Linked DNA regions of Homo sapiens: region 1 is linked to region 2. The links are chromatin loops, found by intact Hi-C in ENCODE. Cell type or tissue: IMR-90. All regions are shown on one strand. Links, peaks and the distances in the headings refer to the core of each region. The heading gives the core; the rest is flanking DNA. Region 1 overlaps MYNN (myoneurin). Region 2 overlaps SEC62 (SEC62 preprotein translocation factor).

Region 1 (11,204 bases), core at 3,205-11,204, 200 kb before region 2:
TGGATAACTCAGGGTTTACTATGGTTATTATGAAAAAAAAGGGGGGGGGGGTGGTGTTATCATGAACACTAGTCCAGAAATGTTTAAGAGGAAATAGGGAAACAGGTAGCCCTACATTGTTATAATATATAAAAATGGAAAGCCAAACAACAAGTTTTGAGTCTATTGGTTAAAGTGAATTCTTGAAAAAGTTTCCCTGTGCTTACCATTTTATTCCGTCATTATTCGACATGACACTAGGCCCTTCTGGTGTGTAAATACTTAAACATCGTAAGTATTAAGTTAGAAACATCTAAAAACTGCAGTAAGTCATTAATTTAACCACTTGTTAAATTTCTGTAAAGTGTACTTTCAGGGAATATGAAGTTAAACAAGGCATAGTTCTGGTACTCAAAGCACTTACAACCTGGTGTGCGAGACCAGAAACCTAAATAAATAATTAAATAAACTAAATAAATAGGGAAAATGTAGGGCATAATCGACACAAAAGTGCTAAAGAAGATACTATGTTTTTCTGAGGTAAGTACTAAAAAAAACTTAATTTTAACTTGAAGGATGGAGAAGAGTTCAAAGATGGAGATGGGAAGAGAGGATTCATTCCGGGCAGAGAACACTGTAGAGAGTCAGTGGGACAAGAAGGAAACCTTAGCTAGTTGAAGTGAAGAGTAGTTTGGGAAGAATACAGATAATTACAATTTTACGAAAGCAGTTTTGTCTGCGTGACAAGGACGGTGAAACCAAAATCATGTCAACACTTTAGAGTAACGGAAGCATGTTAAAGCCATTGGAAAATTTGAAGGCAAAAGTACATCTTTAGTCAGTGTGCTGATTGCTCCCTTGAGTAGAGCAGAATTTCTCACCTCTGAAAATATATGAAAGTGCCATACATACTGTTCTGAACTCACAGAATAATATGAACAACTTATTAAAAACATTCAGTGAATGAAAAGAGTATTTCTTATCACTGTTTAATATTTTGAGGGAGTTAAAGAAGTATAACGACATTTACTCTCAAAGAATTTACAGTCTGGTTGAGGATTCAAGGCATACCTGAGTAGAATGTTAAATGGCAATAAGAGAGATAGATGCCACAAGGCAGTATATGAAAATTGACAAATGTGTGATTAAGCCGATATAACAGCTCACCCTGTTTCATTCTTAATCAAGTCCATTTTTTTAAATGGAGTTGGTGCTTGAACTTAACCTTGAGGCCCAGATTGAATTTACATAGATAGTGAGGAGGGCATATGTACAAAAGAGAAACCGCTTGAGTAAAGGTATGGTGGTTGGAATGTAATTTCTGGGAATGGTAAGTACATTAGTCTACCTCAGGGGTTTAGTTTTGTTTTAAAGATAATGTAGATTTTTTTTTCCTTCCATTCTAGGTGCAGATAAAACTCTAGACTCCAGTGCAGAGGATCATACTTTGAGTGAACAGGATTCCATACAAAAAAGTCCTTTATCAGAAACTATGGATGTGAAGCCTTCTGATATGACTTTACCATTAGCTCTTCCACTTGGGACTGAGGACCATCACATGCTTCTGCCTGTCACGGATACTCAGTCTCCTACATCAGATACATTGTTGAGGTCAACTGTGAATGGGTATTCAGAACCACAGTTGATTTTTTTACAACAATTATACTGACTTTGTAAGGAATATGGAATTGCTAAGATATCATTGGTAGCAAACATCTCTGGTAAGGTGCATATATTCATATTAAATTCCCATTCATTTGAGTTGTGACCATTATTTTTCATTCACTGAAGTAAAAGCACCTGATGCTGCATCACAACTGCAATGTTTGTTTTTATTTTTGGCTTTATGTCTATACTCCACAGAGAGCTTTTTAAGTAATGAATTATGTAGCACTATTTTGGGTGGATGAGTTTTATTTTCTTTTAAAGCTGCCTTAATTCCATTTTTATTTTGCATTTTAGAATTGCCCTTCATTTACTAAATCAGCCAGTTAATGTGATTCAGTTGTGACCTGTGGGATTTTAAAATTTTCCTGCCCTCATAATTTAAGCAAAATCCACGATAGTATCAGCCCAAGAGTGTGTTGCTATTTGTAAGCCCCATGGATCAATACATAAACTATGCATAAAAATAAAATTTCATATTTTCGCTCGTAAAAATTTAGGCGCTGAATAAGAATTGTGCTATTTCTCTATTAATATATTGTTAGAAATAACTTTTCTAATGAAACAAAAATGTTTCTCAAAATCTAGAAAAGTGCATATAAATTTTTGTTCATTTAGAACTGAGTATTCTGGAGAAAACCAATGGTCAGCACTTTTGGTTTGAGTTATCTGAGATTGTATTTTCAAAATGAATTTTAAGTAGATATTTGGTGTTTTTATCTTGTCAAAGACAGTTTCAAAATTTGATTCAGTTTATGTTTTATTCCGTTCTAAAATATTGGAGATGAGGAAAATGTACTTGAGTTTTGAAATATTTTGGTAAGCCTCTCTTACTCCTGTTATGCACTTTTTAAAATAAATACTGAATTCCAGAAAGAATTTTCTAGATATAAACTTAATGCATACTAGAAATCACTTGGCTTCTAAATTTGGTACATTATATTGCATAAAGAGTTAAGAAATTAACCTCAATTATAAGTAAACATTTTGAGTTACCAGAAAGCCAACTATAGTTAAATATTTTATATCTGAGTTTTCTATAAGTTTGGGGTTTGTTAATTTTATAAATTAAACCACAACTTTTGGTGGTGGTTGTAGTTTCACAATGGTCCTTTTCCTTCCAAATGAATGTAGAAAATTCGTTATTATCCTGATATTTGCACCACTCATCCCCATGCCACTTTTCCCACATATTAATTTATTTCACTGCCTGATCTTTGGATATGAAATTATGAGTTCCACAAAGTCAATTTTTATAGTGCCAATCAAACAGCATGGTGATATTCTTTTTCTTTTTTTTTCCCCCCACAAGGCTGTTGTTCAGTGTGAGATGACATCATTTCTTATTTCTGCCATGCTGTGGCTTTTTTGTGTTCTGCTTTTAAACTACACCTGTAGTACAGTTAATATGTTTTTTATTGGTATTGATTTCTTTAATTCATTAATTTTCTCTATTTGGGACCCAAGTCATAAGAACCAATTAGAGGACATAATAAAAACACTTAATGCTTGTAGTCTGTAGAGATCTTCACCATTTCACAGCACACACATTATTTTCATAATAAATTGCCACTGGTGGGACATGGGACTGACTTATTTGAATAGAGTTTGAAATACCACCTTTGTATGATGCAAACAATATTTGATTATTTTATCTAAGAAATCTATGCATGTGTATCAAGTTAAAATAGTGGGTTTAAATACAATTTACAAAGCATTAGAATGTTACCTAATCTCTTCTGGGTTAAATGTGATAGGAATGTATTGGAATGTGAAGAAATTATAGAAAATTAAAAGACTCAGCCTCTTTAGGAAGTTTGCTAAAATGGAGAGGTTATGTTTAATTTATTTATATCTTCGTTAATCCAAGCATCTAATGAACAAAAAACTGCTACAGTGACGTCATAATTCTATAAGGGCAATAGTTGCCAAATTTCCTCTGGTATTATTAGCATTCTGCCTTTGCATAGATTAGCCTTCAAATTTATTATTTTTAGTATTATTTGATACGATTGAAGTGGCTAAGATTGATTGAGCTTTTCTTGATCACATTTTCTGCTTCTTAGCTAAAGTAATTTTATTTAAATTGACATGGCTTGAGTTGTCATCATTTTCTGCTCTTCTAGAATGATGTGTAGAGAAAACTTGAAGATACTATCCCTTCTTTGGCATTCTTCTCTTAATGCTATGCTATTATTTATCATAATATGCATATATTTAGTTGTATCTGGTATCATTCTAACACTCATAACTACCATTTTAGTTAAGTCCAACTTTATATTTGTTACAATGCAGTGTTTTGGGAAAGGTCTATTAGTAATTATTTAAGTATTACATATTTTTATGGAAGTCTTTAGAAGGTGAAGATCTTACTGAGAAACTATTTTCTAAATAAATTTAATTTTCTTTTGTATTTGTATCAGATCATGCCTACTGTATGTTAGATTTTAGACTATTTTAAAAGAAACCGTAGATTATATAAAAATTTTTTTGCTGTTTTTAAATGGCATTTGTCTTATGTTTAATTTCACAGGATGATTTTGATAGACAAATTTTAGAAAACCTTTTTTCAAAGGTAATGGTTCTATCAGTTTCATTCCAACAGTAGCTAATTTCTGTGTTTCAGTCCTACAGAAATTGTGTGAGTAGTTGAAATAATGTACATGTACTAGTTTTTTTAAGTATTCTAAATAGTTCTAACATTTAATGCATATCAGAAACATGCTTAAGAAATAACAATATCCAGGCCCACCCCACCTATTGAATCAGACAGTTCCCAGGGCATATATATGCTGGGGAAGCCCCATAGGTGATTTTAATGTATACCAAACATGTAGAGTCTCACTCTGTTGCCCAGGCTGGAGTGCAATGACGTGATCTCAGCTAACTGCAACCTCTGCCTCCTGGATTCAAGCAATTCTCCGGCCTCAGCCTCCTGAGTAGCTGGTACTACAGGTGCGCGCCACCACACCTGACTAATTTTTGTTAGAGATGGGGTTTCATTCTGTTGGCCAGGCTGGTCTCGAACTCCTGACCTCAGGTGATCTGCCCACCTCAGCCTCCCAAAGTGCTGGGATTATAGGCATGAGCCACTGCGCCCAACCATGAACTACTATCTTAAACATTTCCTGATGTTCTACCTTTGGGAAGCAGTTTAAAATGATGCTCTTGAATATAATTTTCAATATTTTACCTGGAAATTTTGAGTACCTAGAACTTTTTTTTTCTTATTATTATTATACTTTAAGTTCTAGGGTACATGTGCACAGCATGCAGGTTTGTTACATATGTATACATGTGCCATGTTGCTGTGCTGCACCCATTAACTCGTCATTTACATTAGGTATTCCTCCTAATGCTATCCTTCCCCTCTCCCCCCAACTACCTAGAACTTGACTAGAAATACCATCAAGTAAAATTCTTTAAATTCTACATTTTTACTCGTTATTTATGGGCAATATTGATATGTACTTATTACAGCATTAATTTTTTGAGATAATAATTATAGTCTACTCTTCTGTCCTCTGCAACTCCTGCCTCCATTCATTCAAAAGAGGTTTGCTGTACAGAGACTCCTTGACTTATGGGTTTATCATAAGTCAAAGAGTATACTGAATATGTATTAGTTTCACACATTGTAAAGTCAAGAAATCATAAGTCAGGGACCATCTGTATTTGTTTAAGAAATTAGATAATTACCATGTAAACACAGTATTTAATTTCATGAAGAATTTACTAAAATAAACACCATGGATGTGAACATCCACATATTTGGATAACAGTATCTGGCCAGTGTTTCAAATGCTGGGAAAAAAATTCAAATCAGAATGCATAAAGCTGCAAAGATGATAAACTACCCTTAAGTTTACAGTCAAATGGAGATGCCAAGCATAAATATAACTTGCAATAAGACAAGCCAAGATGTTGAGTGTTATAGTAGGGGAAGGCAAGAAAGGAACTGCTGAGCAGTCAACAGGAGTAGAATGGACAGAGAAACAGCCATTGCTTACCTGGATAGGCAAACGAGGAGATGGCTGATGGAAGAATTTGCACATAGCTGATGAAGAGGGAACTAGGCAGAATGGAGAGAAAGCATTAAGTGGAGAGGAGATAGAGGTCAGAGGCATCTCCAGTACTACACCTATACCATCTTGAAATAGTCCTCTACCCATATCCTGTGCTGAAGGAGTGAGATTAGATAGCCAGGTTTGTAACCTATGTCCTCACGTGCCAACCACAGTTGCGTGCTAGAGGGTGGGGATTAGACAGCCACATAGGTAACACATGATTCCATACTGGTGACCACAGCAACAAGACACTTCACCAGGGAAAAACAATTCATAGGCTAGACTGAGCTGGTAAGATTCTTTCTCACAAATTTGAGCTATGAAATTCTGAGACAATCAGATAATGATATACGTATAAATGAAAAGATCATTTTAGAACTGGCCTTGAAGTCAGTGAAGCAAGCTAAAGTCTAAAGGAAATGATGAGTAAGCAGAGAAAGCTGATCTATAGAGCAAAGTTAGGGAATGAAACAGGTTTGCAGAGCCAAGAGACTGCCCTAGAGAGATCAGAAAAGTGGCCTTAGTTTCTGGCTCTGCAGTCCTACTGAGGTGATGCAGCCATGATTCATTTTCTGCCCCTGGATGCCATTGATTGTGGCTGTTGTATCCTTATGTTAAATCCCCCTTTTCTTAAACAGGCTGAGTCACTTTCTTTTCCTTGTAATCAGGCAGCCCCAAATTGGACACCTAAGCTTTGATCCTTGGTGATTGAGAGGATAGTGATACCATTGACATCAAGATAAGTCAAGGAGCATGTTTAGAGAAGGGAAGCAATTTTGATGTACCGAATTTGACTGGTGGTGAGATATGTAGGAAATTTCTGGTAGTGGTTGGAAATGGGGCCTGAACCAGGAGATGTTAAAACTAGAGATACAGATCTTGCAGCTAATAATTTATAGAAATGATTAAGGCAGCCCTGGGAGATGGTATAGGAGAAAAAAAGATGAGGACAGAATTTGGGGGAAAATTCATTTAAAGGATAAGCAAAGACGGAAAAGAAGATGGAAAGTGATAGCAGAAAGGAAGAAAACCAAGGTGGCACACATTTTTCAGAGGCAAAAGTGGCTTTGTAGCAGTCACATGGTACAGAGAAGTAGGATGTAAATCTGAGACAACATTGGGCTGGATAATTGGAGCATGATGATCCTTTAGAAGGCAGGTACAGTATAATAGTGGGAGCAGAAACCAGATGGATATGGTTGTAGTAGATATTAAGAAGACATGATGAATGATAATACTATAGAAAAGTTTGAAAAGGAGAACGTTTAAGACAAATGATCATTATTTTCCCAAATATCTGAAAAGCACATACTGCTTTATTTTTTGCTTTCAAATTTGAAACATTGTAAAATGATGAGTATAATATGATCTGCAACAGTGTAAGGTGAAGCAGTCTTTGAACTGGGTCTTAAAGGATGATTGCTAAGAGAAAAATGAAACAATACATACAATATGATTGCAGATTTGCTCTTTATAATTTAGATGTGCAGAGAAAATGAGAGTTTTCCTATGGAACTTATATGTCCTTCCTCTTGAGCCCATACCCAGTGGTAAGTCTGGAAAAAATTAACTTTTAGTTTTAGCCAGTTTAAAACCTAGTCTGATATAAAGGGGATAGAATTTATATCTTAAGGGATTTTAAGGTAATGCTTAATCTTTTGGAGAAATGCTGTTTTATTTCTGCCTTTTGTCTTTCTAAAATGGTGTCCAGACATATCATACAAGACAGGGGCATCAGGGTAGACAGAGTCTTTGTGGAGCCCTTCCATTCTCTGGGTTAATTATACTGACCTCTGTTGTGGCAGGCAGCAGCTTATAAAATAAGTAACAAGTCTTTCCTAGTCTGGTCAGAGTCCAGTTGTCCTTGGCTGAACTGACTTCATCTCAGTTCTTTTGGATGCGGAAAACTCTCTGAGGCCCTATCACCTGCAACTCTGCCTCAAGCAGCAGTGTAGGTCAGGTTACAGGTTTACCACCTGCACCCCACTGTAAGCTCAAGGTAAGCCTACTTGCTTCTCCTTCAGCCATCTTCTGAATCTCCCTTTGGGGGAATATGGGAACTTGTGGGTCTCTTCTATAGCACACAGGAAGAGACAGTAGCCTGGGAAATCAAACTCTTTCCAGAATCTGGTAGACATCCTACTACCCAGCATGTGAGGAATACTACAAAGCAATGAAAAGTGAACAGACTACTGCTACATGAAACAACATAAATGAATCATACTAATATAATGTTGAACAAAAGAAGCCAGACACAAAGAGAGTGTATACTGTATGCTTCCATTTATATAAAGGTCAAGAACAGGCAAAACTACTCTGTGGGGTTAGAAGTCAGGATAGTGGTTATGAGAGGAGAGTGGGAGAGCTGGCAGCACTGGCTTGTTGGGAAAGGGGTATGTATATGTTTATATATATTTGCCTGTATTTATGAAATTGTTAGTAACACCTGTCTGTAACACGTAAATAGGATAGGTAGAATACTTTTTCAACTTCTGAACTTTGAAACCCTTTGAAAGTCACTGGTAATTTTCTACCACAAACCTTTTTATTAATACTACTTAATAACTTTCAGTTAGATACCTACAATGACCTTTACTTGTACGCTATTTCACTACTTGGTTATATTTTCATTATAAAAAGAAATTTAGTCTAGTTCCTTGGTCTCTTTCTCCAGGGTTAGAATTTTAGTCTCTATATTGTAAAATTTCTTTTAAAAAATTACCCTACTCAGTTTTTCACAATAGACAGTTATACAAAGTTTAATACAGTCATTATCTTTTACACATTTGAAAAAAGTAACTTGTTTTAATTTATAAAAGAAAATAGGCTATAGAATATTAATCTCTGTGAAACAATAAGACAAGTGTATGAAAATTATTTTACAGCTACTTTTTCATGGCTGTTGACCTACTGGAACAAGAGCAAAACCTGCATTAGATGAGTGGTCATAAGATTCTCCATAAGTTGATGTCCAATAATAATGCTTTTTAAGGCCATTGGAGACTTCTGCAAGATATACACGTCCATCTACCACAAATGGCTCCACATCTGTATTGTCTGGTTTTAGACAACCCATTTGAATTAAGTCTGAATATGCCTAGGATTTTTAGGAAAAAAACTATATCATTAAGAAAAAATGTATTCAATTTACAGTGCTTACGGAAATTTAAATATTCAAATTAGCTGTGCTAATTTGTAGTTTAAAATAAAATATTCTGAATAACATTGCTGAATTTTAATATTTTCCAGGTATTGTAAATAGATTTTTATTCATTTAATTACACAGAATGAAATTATAATATTGCAAAACTTATTTCTAACTTTTAATGTATTAGACATGTTTTGTCATTTTGTGACTCCTAGAGTTGATTTTCTATACTACCAATTTTGTGGACCAAAGCTCCTATGGTCAAAATTTTCAAGTCCCACAGATGTTCATAAATTGGAATAGGTAGGGGGGCTCGGTAGGAGGCCTATTGTATACATTCTCAAAAATCTGCTGATAGCTAGTTACCCATTCCTCAGAAAAATTAAGGGAATCCCAGATTTGGACATACAATTATATAGAGTTCATGACCCCCCTGAATCTAATCTACAGATTTAGGCTAAAACAGACAATTCCATAGTATTGGATGCGGACCTATTAATTATTTCTTCATTGTAGAATTTTTATACTTTTTTTTTTTTTTTGAGACAGAGTCTTGCTCTGTCGCCAAGCTGGAGTGCAGTGGCACGATCTCGGCTCACTGCAACCCCTGCCTCCTGGGTTCAAGAGATTCTCCTGCCTCAGCCTCCCGAATAGCTGGGACTACAGGCCCAGCGCACCACCACACCCAGCTAATTTTTGTACTTTTAGTAGAGATGGGGTTTCACCATGTTGGCCAGGATGGTCTCAATCTCTTGACCTCGTGATCCCCCCGCCTTAGCCTCCCAAAGTGCTGGGATTACAGGCATGAGCCACGATCCTTAGTATCTATGTAACAGAGTCATACAAATACGTTGAACTGGTTTGTCAGTAAGGTTGGCAATATGGAGAAAGATGGAAATTTAGACATTAAAAGATTTAAAAGTCAAGTTGGTTTTTGCTTTAGCTTGTCATTCATCATTAGTTCCAGTTCCAGACTCAACTTATTCAGCTACTGATGTGTAGAACCTAAAGAATTATGGATGTTTTTCTAAAAGTAAGGGTTGGTTTTTTTGGGAGGGTGGTTTAGACAACACTCTATGTTTTATTACTCTTTTTAGTGGTGGAATTTTTGTTAGTCCTTTTGCAAATTTTGAGAATTTTAACATCTACTTTTTCCCCCTCGTTCTTTCCAAATGAAAACTGTTACCATTATTTCTGTTTTGAAAGTAGTATCAAAGGCTGTCTGTATTTATGTGAGCAACATGCCAAATATTTTGATAGCTTGTACTCTATCTCTCCCATTCCATATTTTGGTATAATTATTAGGGAGCAGATCAGAAATTTTGCTACATCTGATCAATAATTATGATTTTTCTTAACCTTAGAGGAATTAGAACTGTGTCATTCAGTGATGTGTAATACTAATACATAGTTTTAATATCTTTGGTTATTTGAACCACCAAACTCTCTAGTAGTTAATTTTAAGACTTATGTTAATTATCAAAACTGCAGTGTCTCACTGTGTAACCATTTCTGAGGCACCTGTAAATAATATCTGATGTTACAGAGATGATCCCAGAAAAAGCCTTCAGTGAAGGAAAAAACTTAAAACTTACTATACACGTAGCCTCATCAAATTTGTTTCCCCAAATGTAGATATGAGAGAAAGTGAGATTTGTTTTCATTGATTGTGAAAGTGCAACAAGTCCTTCTCCCTCTATGTTGTTGCTGACTACTGACAACCTGAAACCAATAATTCCACAAGGAAAGAATACAAAAATTAGCAACATTTATTACAAACACTTTCTTGTGTAGTCTTAGCATTATTCTTCAGTATGTTGTAATGTAGTGGTAAAAATACTGACCATTTAATTCCTAAAATCCAAGAAACTTAGTTTTCTAATTAGATCCTTAAGGTACTTAGTAGAGCTAACTACATTTTGAAAGTCTTCTGTTTTATATTATTCAGTAAATGTTTGGGTGGATAGCAGATATATTTTTCTGGATAAATGCATCCAAGTATTTTATTCTTTAGTTCATTCTTACTTTTAAAAGTCTTGATCATATTGAATGCTTCTGAGTTTTCTATTAGAATTCAGGATAAGTAATATAAGCAATGCAAATTTTCTCATTAATTTGAAGGAATCGTTAATAGAATCAGTCTAATTGTAAAAGACATTACATTTGAAAAATAGAAATGTAAATGTTTACTGTAACTTAATACTATGTCAGTTTAGAAGCTGAGTTTTCATATTTCATTATAATCTTAAGAGTTAAGGGGATTGAGGTTAGTATTTAAAAATTTGCTTTTCTGTTATTTTGATTAAATATAAAACCATACTAACGCTTTAAGACTCCTGTTGTGT
Region 2 (11,625 bases), core at 1,196-9,195:
AAGAGTACTAGTCACTTTGCTAGATATTTTGCGTACAATATATCATTTCATCCTCACAACAACCTTTGAAGAATAGGAAGAGACTTATTAAATATAAGGTAACTTAGCCTCAAAAGAGTTAAGTAACTTGCCCAGGGTTACATAGCTTATAAGTGATGGAGCTAGAATTTTAATCCTGGTCTTATTCTAAAGACCTAATAACCAGGCTTCTAATTTCTTATAATTCTTTCTTGTGTCCCCACTTTACTTGCAAAAAAACTGGAGACACTTGTAAACAGTTTCCCTAAGCACCAAAAAATACATCTGTAGCAGAAATCACCTGGGGAATCTTTCAGTCTGTGGATGTCAGAGCTCCACCCCAGAAGAAGAATCTCCAGAGAGGGGTCTTGGAAATCATTTTTTGTTGGCTTTGTTGTTCTGTTGTTTCTTTTAGCTCCCTTACTTAGTAGGCAAATATCTTAGTATTTTTTAAATAAAGTAGATATAGCTTGAAAAAGGGGGCAGTTGATAAATTAAGGAGGCAACAGTTTTGAATTTCTACATAGCATTTTTTTCTAATTATATGTAATTTACACTAATAAAAACTAGTTTAAGAATAGTATAAAATGTTAGGTTGAACAATATGAAATTGCTCATAATTGACCATTTTTTACCTATAAAAATGGCAATTTTATATTTCACTGTGTTTATGTTTCTCAGTTTTTCCCCCAGGGATATGTTTCTGTTAGTGCAGCCATACCATTTAAGTTTTTATTCTAAAATTTAACTTTTGTCATTTCTTGTTCCAGTGATTGCAGTAATAGCGGCCACCCTCTTCCCCCTTTGGCCAGCAGAAATGAGAGTAGGTGTTTATTACCTCAGTGTGGGTGCAGGCTGTTTTGTAGCCAGTATTCTTCTCCTTGCTGTTGGTAAGTATTGTTATTATAAAATTGACCTCAAGAAGGTTGGTATTGAGCAGTTGGACTGTAATTTGGAGCTTCAGTAAAGCTTAAGAAAAATTAATGGAGGTAAATCAAGAAATATATGGTACTACTTTCTGAGTCAAATCTCAAAACTCAGGCTTGGTAAGATGTGTTCTGTCTGCAGAAAAAGGATTTAATACATCTTTAAAAAAATTTTTTAATAAGATTATTTTTTATTGACAGATCATAATTGTATACATTTATGGGGTACAATGTGATGTTTTGGTGTATGTGTACAATGTGGAATGTTTAAATCAAGCTAATTAACATAATTAGCATATTGATCACCTTTCTTGCCTATCATTTATTGTGAGACATTTGAAATTTACTTATTTTGAAATATACCATACATTATTATATCTTAATCTGCAAATAGATGTGCTTTAAAAATTAGTTATGGCAGAGGCGTTTAATATTTTTGCAGTGGTAGATCATTTATTAGACATAATACTTTCAGTAAAACATTTTTTAATTTTGACTTAGAACAAATGCAACATCTAAATAATCTATGCATATATTTAATAAATGATTCTAAACAATTGATTTGCCATTTTGGGAAAAATCAATAATTTTCACCCAAGTACCAAAATACTAGATGCAATAAGGAGTTAATGTTTTAAAAATCAAATAGGAAAACATAAGTAAATGAATTTTCCGCATTTCTGGATGATTGGGGTCTTTCATAGATTATTTGTTTAGAGGCAGGGTCTTGCTCTGTCACCCAAGCTGAAGTGCAGTGGTGAGATCATAGCTCACTGCAGCCTTGAATTCCTGGGCTTAAGCAATCCTCCTGCCTCAGCCTCCCAAGTAGCTAGGAGTACTGGTGCATTTCATCATGCCTGGCTTTTTGTGGGGGAGATAGGGTATCACTCTGCCCAGGCTAGTCTCGAACTCCTGACCTCAGGTGATCTGCCCTCCTTGGCCTCCCAAAGTGTTGGGATTACAGGCGTGAACCACCACGCCCAGCCTCCTTCCTCTGATTTGGTAACCTCTGGCAGCAGAAAAATCCCCTGCTGGTTTTGCATGGAACACGGGCACATTTGTAGGCCAAGAAACAATATCTAAGCCTGTTTGAATTTAGTGTCAGTGTAATACCTGCATCAAGAAGGAAAAGTCATAAACTTTGATCTGACATTAGACATAATAAAATTGGTGCTTTTTGCCTTTCAAATTCCTGAAATTTAGAAACTCCTTGGAAATTTTTAGCAAAGGTTTAGCTCCACTGAATAGAATTATTCTACTTGCTTATTTTTAAATTAAACCAGTGTTCACAATAGTTTATGGTTATTATGTAGTTTTGCTGTTTAAAATATTGTTTCTTCAGTAGTCTCTTTAAATAAATTTTCATTGTAAATATGCTGTGGATTTAAATATGCATTATGAACCAAATAGTCTTCTGAATTATACCAGGAAACAAACCCAACATTTTATTTTGATTCTCTTAGAAAATGCAATTCCAAATATACTTTCAAATAATTAGATATTTCTTTTATATTATTCTTTGAAGTCTTTATATATATTATGTATATCGCATATAATATATATCATGTATATTATATATGAATATATATGATATATAGATATATGATATATCATAATATTATATATCATATATATCATATAATATATATCATATGATATGTCATATATATTATATGATATCTCATATTTATATGAAATATATTTTTATATATATTCATTTTTTGGAGACAGGGTCTTGCTCTGTTGCCCAGGGTAAAGTACCATGGCAGAATCATAGCTCACTGTACCCTCAAACTCCTGGGCTCAAGCAGCCCTCCCACCTTAGCCTCCTGAATAGCTGGGACTATAGGAGCATGTTGCCATGCCTAGCTAATTTTTTTTTTTAAAGTCAGGGTCTTGAAATATTATGTATTGGTCACAATTATATCTGGTGTTTCTTTGAATATGCATTATTAATAATGCCATTTAAAATAAAACCTTTGGCAGTTTTCTAAAATCTGTCGCTTTTAGCATAGGAATGTTATTATAGTACATGTCACAGCTTCCCCATAATTCTTCCCTTTTCACTCTCGGTAATCTAGTGCCACATAGCGAAAAACTGTAAAACATGAACATTTTGCCATACCATTTGTATGTGATAAGAAATTAGGTTAGTGCCATTTCTATATTGCTTTTTCTTTGGTTTGATACAAGATTTCATATTATGAATCATCTGTCTTACAATCCTGTAAAACCTATCATTGCATCATAATTGGAGAAAAAAATGTACAGCCTCCTTAAATTCATTATCTCTGTTTATCAGTGGAATTTATTCTTAAATCATAATTTTAAGCATATTTACCTTTTCCGTTTATACCACGAAAGATTCTAATGTGTACAGGAGTCTTTCAGAATATTTATATTCTTGTGAAAATAAAAATTGCTATTTTTAAAAGTCAAGACAGCTATAACGATTTTCTTCCATTTATACAAAGCAAAATAATGGAAGACACATAGATTAGCTTATTTCAGGCTTTATATGAAAACAGTGACAGAATTGTCTAAAGAAAACAAAAACCAAAACTCCTGTCATAATTGATTAGTCTGTAACATTCACATAATCATCATGACCTTTTAAAAAACAGGAAAAAATCACTCAGCTCTACATAATTGGTAAATTCAGAGAAAACTAAATATTGGGGTTTGTGATAACTCATTACTACAAATTTTAAAATTCAAATTCCATTTTTCTACAGTTTTTTCATAATACAGTGTTATAAAAGAGTAAACCTTATGTATTTAAGTGATCTTGCTTTCATTAACATTGTATTTTTCCTAATATTGAGAGGATTGGTCTTTAAGCAAAAATTACATAGTTTACCTAACTAATAAAACAAAAAGGTCAGGTTCAGTGACTCACAACTGCGATCCCAACTACTCGGGAGGCTGAGGTGAGAGGATCACATAAAGCCAGGAGTTTAAGACTGGCCTGGACAACATAGCAAGAACCTGTCTATCAAAGTAGGTAGATAGGTAGAGAGAGAGGGAGGATAGATAGAGAGAGAGAGATTAGATAAATAAATGATAGATATAGACCTGTAATCCCTGCACTTTGGGAGTTTGAGCCCAGGAGTTCAAGACCAGACTGGGCAACTTGGCAAGACCCCATCTCTACAAAAAATACAAAAATTAGCGGAGCATGGTGGCACGTACCTGCTACTTGGAGGCTGAGGTGGGAGGATTGCTTGAGCCCAGGAGGTTGAGGCTGCAGCGAGTCATGATTGTGCCACTGCACTCCAGCCTGGGTGACAGAGCAAGACCTTGTCCTCAATAAATAAATAAGAAAACAAGGATTAAAAGATGGAAACTTTCTAATACTGGGGTTCCTTATCCAGGGCTAATTTATCCTTTAGGCATAGTAAACGTGTGCCTTGGACCAAGATACATATAGGGGTCCACAGAAATATTTTCATTTTTATTTCTTTTAAATCAGAAGTAGTAATGTATATACATGTATGTAATAGCAAACCTATACAGTATTTTATTCGTGTTTATACAGATGTACAGAAAATATAGTCATAAATGTATAGAAAATATAATATTTAATAGTTTTTGTGGAGTAAGTGCCTTACAAAGGCAAAAGGGCCTAGGGCCTTGGGAAGTATGATGCAGCCCTGCTTTTCCTTCTTAAAGGCTTCCTTCCTAAACACCTTTCATCTCTTTATTTTATTCTTTTCCTACACCATGATCTTATGAATACTTAAATTCCCAACTGATTGCTATGTGTATTGAAGCATAATATCACAAAGTACATAAATCAGAAGTGTATATCCATGTAAGTGTACACCCAGATGGAAAAAAGAAGTAATTTTTTTCAGTGACATTATTGCATTGTGACCTCAAGTTCAGAGCAACATTCTGTGCCCCTAGAATACCGTGATAGCTGCTAAACTAGTCAGGAATTTTTTGTTTTCAGGCATGCAGTGGTGTAATTATAGCTCACTGCAGCCTCGAGCTCCTGGGCTCAAGTGATCCTCCCAAGTAGCTTGGATTAGAGGTTTAGCCACCACGCCCAGCACTAATCAGGATTTAAATATTAATATTTAAGGTGTATGAAATGTGCAGATAATAAAACTGTTTTCCCAGCTTTTTATTAACAAATACTCCCTTCTGAGGCAGTGTTTGAATTACTCAATTAGAGAAATTTTTCTCCCCACAGCTCGATGCATTCTATTTCTCATCATTTGGCTCATAACTGGAGGAAGGCACCACTTTTGGTTCTTGCCAAATCTGACTGCTGATGTGGGCTTCATTGACTCCTTCAGGCCTCTGTACACACATGAATACAAAGGACCAAAAGCAGACTTAAAGAAAGATGAGAAGTCTGAAACCAAAAAGCAACAGAAGTCCGACAGTGAGGAAAAGTCAGACAGTGAGAAAAAGGAAGATGAGGAGGGGAAAGTAGGACCAGGAAATCATGGAACAGAAGGCTCGGGGGGAGAACGGCATTCAGACACGGACAGTGACAGGAGGGAAGATGATCGATCCCAGCACAGTAGTGGAAATGGAAATGATTTTGAAATGATAACAAAAGAGGAACTGGAACAGCAAACAGATGGGGATTGTGAAGAGGATGAGGAAGAGGAAAATGATGGAGAAACACCTAAATCTTCACATGAAAAATCATAATCTGACTAATTTTGGGACTGAATGAATAAGTACAAGAGGTTGGATTTTCTATGTTGGCTGATTACCATATTGAACACATGGCATTTGTAGCATTCTTTAAATCTATCTACTGAAATGTATTTGACATTCAAGCAGTTATATTCGGTCCTTCATTTTATAGAATATTGGCACTATTATTGGTACAGTTTAAAGCCATTAATATGTTTTATCCATTTGATAATTTTACAGTAAGTAGGTCTCATTCATTTTGACAGTTATCAAAGATGTACTTTCCACAGTTAAATTTACATTAATGGCAATTTTTGATAGTTTTATGGCTTTTTACTGTTAGACTAATCAAAAATAACTTTAAAAGGAACAAAGAAACTCCAACATTTCACATTATGCATAGTTATGTAGCCATTTCACAGTTTCTTTAAGATGTGTAAACTCATTGTCCTTGATAGTTTTTATTTTTCATTATAAAATTATACCAGGAGATTTCTTTTAAGATTCTGAGTTAGCAGAGTTCAAAACTATTTTGTGGAAACAAGCCAACTAGTAACAATGCAGCAACACTTCTGGTTTAGCTAAATTATTTTTCCAATGTAGGAAATCCACACTGATTTGTACGTCTGACTGAGAGAAAGATGGTCGTCTCCAGCAGAGAAAGTGAACAGCATTTGTTGGAAGGTGATGGCTCTCCCTCCTCCCTCCCCATTTCATTGGCGTAACGTAAAGTGTATTCTGTACATAATTTACAAATAAAACATTTTATTTTAATTGTTACTTATTATTTAGATATTTCTCAACACTTAAATTCATAAAATTAAGACCATGTAAGGGTATGTTTTTAGAGAAATGGAAGTTTGAGTAACCCACAGAACATCTGTGATCTTTCTACAGCAGCTTCAGTTTTGTGCCAACATTCCATGTATTTTGAATATGAGCAAAAACTGATCTTAAGAGCAGACTTAAAGTAGCTTTGTACGCCTTAATGTTCATTTTGATTTATTTTAAATCTTTACATTCAGAAATGAGATACTGTATTATCAGACCAGGAGGCATTGCTGTGAAAGATAATTTCCTATTCTAAAATATCAAATTTAAAATAAAGATAATGAAAGAAAACATAAGAGAACTATTGGACTCTAATTGCTTTGAACTAGTTTTGCAGTTTGACTTTACGTCTTATACATCTTAGTTACAAGTCTTTGGAAACTCTTGTTTACTTATGAGCATAATCATTCCTTGGAGTTATACTAACTAATAATGAATATTAAATGATTTTTCTTCAGTCACAGTGAGAGCATCTTGCTTTGTGGTTGAAATAGGTAGTGTATGTCAGTCTTTGCTTTAGGCTGTTTCTCATCTAAGTGTTTGAATTAAAGATGTTAAATTTTTCTAATTGTGAAAAATATGTTTTCTGTATCGACACATTTTATTAAACTTGGCTTGATTGCTTCTTTATAGTAGTCCCTGTAAGTGGACATAAATGTGGCTATTTGATGTTAATGCAACTATGTCAAGGCTGCAATCACTTTAATAGTTTCTTTTTAGCAAATAAATGTTCATTGATGAAGTGCCTGGGTATTTTCCCGTCCCATTTGCAGAGCTCTACTACTTCATTTCCACAGTAAGCATATATATAATGATCACTTCTGAGTTTATCACCAGTAACATTGATACCTATTTTGGGGTATAAACATGGTGTTTTTCAGAAATAAAAATTATTTCATTAACCTTTACTATTACTGTGATAATACCCAGGCACTCAATATTCATCCTGAAATTTTTTATAATATATGTAATTTGTCTAGTCTTAAAGACATTTGGAGCATGGCCAACAGGAAGGTCAGCTTCTTACTGATGTGTGTGGATTCTTACAGAATGTTAGTACAAATTTTTATAAATATTTGGTGATCCCTGGGGGGAAATATCATTCTTACTATGGTTAGAAAGTGAATTAGAAATTTCAGCTCAGTTTCTATTTTACTATTCAAGTTGTGTACTTTAAACAAATATAAAAATCAAAAGGCTGCCTCTATTACAATCCTCAGTGGAATAGATGGCTATCTTTCTTGGCTAACATTAAATATTCTTGTACCAGAGCATGGAAAATCGTTTATAATTGTTAATAGAATGGCGATTTTTTTTTAAGAACTTCAGATTTGCTATGCTGCTGTAAGTAGAAAGCATGAAGCTTTTTGATCATGTAGGGCTTATTGTAGAGGGTATCAATTGGCCTAACTAAGCAGGATTGAATTTACCAGAGGCTAAGTTCAGATAGTAAGAATAATGCATATGTGATTGTTCTTAAAGTCAATGTATTAAATAAGGTATTTTTCCTTTTCCCTCTTACTGGATTTTTCAATTTTCAAACCATATGGCCTAGGTAACTTTAATTGAAATAATATAGATTTAGTTGAATACTATTCAGGAAGTAATAAATTTTAATATATCACATTGAAATTATGCAGTGGTGATGAATTTTGGTGTTTCCCCCCTCTTTCTGGTTTTACATCATGAGGATCAGTTAGCTGCTGACAAGAAAAGTCATCTTGTGTCTTTTGTAAATTGAATTTTTTTTTTAAATCTATTAGGAACTGGAAAACAGCAAGTATGGTTGATTCTCATTATTCAAGGTAGTTACGTTCTATAAAGTCACTGCGAACACTGAATTAGCAAATATAGAACCTAGGGGAAATACAAGGCTAGATTTCTGCAAGCCACTGGTCACATTTTCATCAAGCAGTCAACATGTAAATTTCTGTTGTAAAGACACCTTATTTAATATAATCGATTCATTAACATTGAAGTCATGACCAACAACACTGTAACTCATGCCTGAATGAAGCTTATCTGACACATAAGCTTCATAAGGCACACAACAGCCTTTTTACCCTTAGGAACAGCTTTTTGCCCTTAGCACTATGCTTGGGGGCCATTTTAAACAGTGAAATCAAAAAAAGAACAGAAATGCAAAAACCATGGCATTAGCGTAAAAAGGACACGTTTATAGTATGAAAGCTGGAACATGGCCTTGTTCAACCTCAGCTCAGAATATGTGTACAGCAAGTTTTTTGCTGTACCACAAAATTTTAGGTTAGGCAAATTCACAAATACGGAATCCATGAATAACGAGGATCAACTGTACTTAACTATATTTTAAAGCTGTGACATTTATCTACCTGGTTTATGGAATAGAATTTATTGCTGAATCATGCTCCAGTATTTGAGTGATGTTTTAAATATCCTATGTCTGAAAATAATTCCTCCTAATTGTGTGGTAATTTGCTTTTACTGTTTCCACAGTATTTCAGGTCTTTGCTCATTCACTCAGTAATACTGAGCACTTACCATGTACCAGAATTTTACTAGGCACAACCATGAATAAAAATACAATTCTCTTGCACCATTAAATAGTGTGTTAAGTGCTACGGCAGCAAATTGCTACATGTGCTGGATATCTCTTGTTTTCCCCTCCAGCTCCACTCTGCTCTTGCCCACAAAGCTGACCCGAATGGACCACAGCAGTGGGCTCCTATGCCTCCTGGCTTCTGAGTGGGTTTGGCCAAGGAGTGTCCTGGCCAGAGATCAGAGGATGGTAGGGTGCCTATTCTCGGCTCTTCTCCTGGGGTTGGGGGGCTGCCTTAGCAGCCAAAGGTCACTTCTCCCAAACTCCTTCCCTGCTTTCCAGGTTGCCAGTCCCTGCACTCTTCCTTTCTGGCCAAGGATGATGTCAGTTCTGCTGCTACTAGCCTGGAGTTGCAGAAGCTACTGTGCTTCCTCTTTGGGTAGCCTATACCTATACTTATCTCCTCATAATATCTTCATGTAAAGAACCATCTGTTTCTTATTGGAATCAAGACCAATACCAAGGAGAAATTCCTAGGGAACAAAAATTCCAATGAGGAATTGACCTCTTTGTCAGATCCTTATCACCAAACATTAGAAAAGATCTCATAACTTTATACAGCATGTTGTAAGCATTTTGATAACTAAAATCCTGTTCTAGTGAATGTCATGCAGATAACTACACAAGGAGATTAATTTAAATTTGCCTTCTTTGGCAAGCCCTTAAACCAATGGCTAAAGCAGTTAGTTGTGAGTTTCTGAGTAGGTCCCAATGCGTTTATTTCATTTGTCCAACCTAGCACAGAGATCCTTTGATACTTTAATTGCATGGCTTTTCCAATCAGACGAAATTTCAGTCTGAGAGAGGACATATTTTCTGAGGTTTATAGTTTTAGGATTGTCCAAAAGGCCTATGATCTCTTCTTAGCATGACAGAAAGAGGGAAAGATAAGTTAAATTTCAAGGGGGTCATATCATCACACTTTGGTCTTATTTCATTTTCAATGATTTCCTAGATCACTTTAACTTTTTTGTGTCATGGACTCCTCAGAATAATGGGTTTTTTTTGTTTGTTTGTTTGTTTGAGATGGAGTCTCACTCTGTCACCCAGGCTGGAGTGCAGTGGCGAAATCTCAGCTCACTGCAACCTCCGCCTCCTGAGGTTCAAGTGATCCTCCTGCCTCAGCCTCCCAAGTAGCTGGGATTACAGGCACATGCCACCACACCCAGCTAATTTTTGTATTTTTTAGTAGAGACAGGGTTTCACCGTGTTGGCGAGACTGATCTTGAACTCCTGACATCAGGTGATCCACCTGCCTCGGCCTCCCAAAGTGCTGGGATTACAGGCATGAGCCACCATGCCTGGCCAGAATAATGTTTTTAAATGCAGAAAAGGAAATGCATGGGGTTACAAGGGAAACGAATTACACTGAAGTGTAAGCTACCAAATAATTTATGATGTGGTAGTTATAGGTGTGCATTTAATAGCCAGATCTACGAGTGGATGTAATAACTGCTATGATGTTGAAGTAGCATAAAACATATATTAGATATCTGCAACAACTGTGATGTAACATGAAAATACCTGATTTCTGTTGACAAAGTTACTGCTAGTACAACTGTGGATTGTTGTCTGCACTCGTCATTGAAGGAAATACTAAATTTTAGTTTTAGGCTAGTGAAATTAAAGTTAATTTTTCCCATCCAAGTTCATGTATCTTCTGAATTCTATCCGTGAATCCCTTAGAGGTCTGTGAATTGTAGGTTAAGAACCCCTGCCCTAGCTAATCAGATCCACCAATGTTTCAAATAGGACTATAACTTATTCAAAGGCCAATGATACTTCGCATAATTCAATTTTAATATTATTCACATTTCATGTCACAAATTTAGTAAGTTACATGTGTTATGTGATGTTTTGTTTTGATAGATTATATCTTACTCCTAAATAAAAAGTCAAGATTTTTGTAGCAACTTCTATTTATTTTATGTATTTATTTATTTTGAGATGGGGGTCTCCTTGCTCTGTCACTCAGGCTGGAGTACAGTGGTACAATCACGGCTCACTGCAGCCTTGACCTCCTGGGCTCAAGTGATCCTCCCACCTCAGCCTCCCAAGTAGCTGGGACTACAATTGCATGCTACCACACCCAGCTAATTTTATAATTTTCATAAAGATGGGGTCTCCCTACGTTGTCCATGTCGGCTTTGAACTCCTGGGCTCAAATGATCCTCTTGCCTTGGCCTCCCAAAGTTGTGGATTACAGATGTGACCTGCCATGTCCAGCCTGAAGCATCTTTTAAATGGGAGAAGCAAAACAGGATCTTACCAACACTAAGATTATCTTTCAGTCATTCAGCAAACATTTGTGGAGTGATTACTATGTGCTAAGCATTGTGCAATCACAAAACTCAAAAAGCTAGTTTAGTAAGAGAGACAAGTATTCATGCAAACAGTGGCAATGGTGTTGTGTAATGTCAAAAGTATCTGTGACGTGCTTATGAGATCACATAAGTGAATACCCAGCCCAGATTAGGAAGGTCAGGAAAGGCATCCCATAGAAGTATCATGAGCTAGATCTTGAAGAATGAGTGGGTATTAGCCAAGTAAAGACTAGGGGAATTTTGGGCCACTGCAGCAAGATGTGCAAAAATAAGACAGCAGAGTGAGCATGGC

What was found. Hi-C counts contacts between places; a loop is a spot of excess contacts. Peaks named below come from ENCODE experiments on the same cell type or tissue, not always from the same donor. Only the 100,000 strongest peaks of a DNase experiment are listed, where the experiment ranks them.
Region 1: a loop joins it to region 2, with 3 times the contacts of the local background. A loop is called at or near these places in 4 of 110 quality-filtered maps.

Annotation. Positions count from the first base shown.
Region 1 is chr3:169,785,031-169,796,234 of GRCh38, forward strand. MYNN (myoneurin) reads left to right here. Exons shown (of 8, transcript NM_018657.5): 8 at 1,386-4,686. The coding sequence ends at 1,648. LRRC34 (leucine rich repeat containing 34) reads right to left here. Exons shown (of 11, transcript NM_001172779.2): 9 at 11,184-11,204; 10 at 10,455-10,581; 11 at 7,973-8,808. The coding sequence ends at 8,605. Among named protein-coding and RNA genes, the nearest start is that of MYNN, 17 kb to the left of the region's middle. RefSeq lists an enhancer at 9,255-9,399 and a cis regulatory region at 9,327. In IMR-90, for the core only: no CTCF peak of the experiment used is centred there; no DNase peak of the experiment used is centred there.
Region 2 is chr3:169,987,452-169,999,076 of GRCh38, forward strand. It overlaps SEC62 (SEC62 preprotein translocation factor), which reads left to right. Exons shown (of 8, transcript NM_003262.4): 7 at 789-908; 8 at 5,143-10,922. The coding sequence ends at 5,612. Among named protein-coding and RNA genes, the nearest start is that of SEC62, 26 kb to the left of the region's middle. In IMR-90, for the core only: no CTCF peak of the experiment used is centred there; no DNase peak of the experiment used is centred there; H3K27ac peaks cover 672 bases.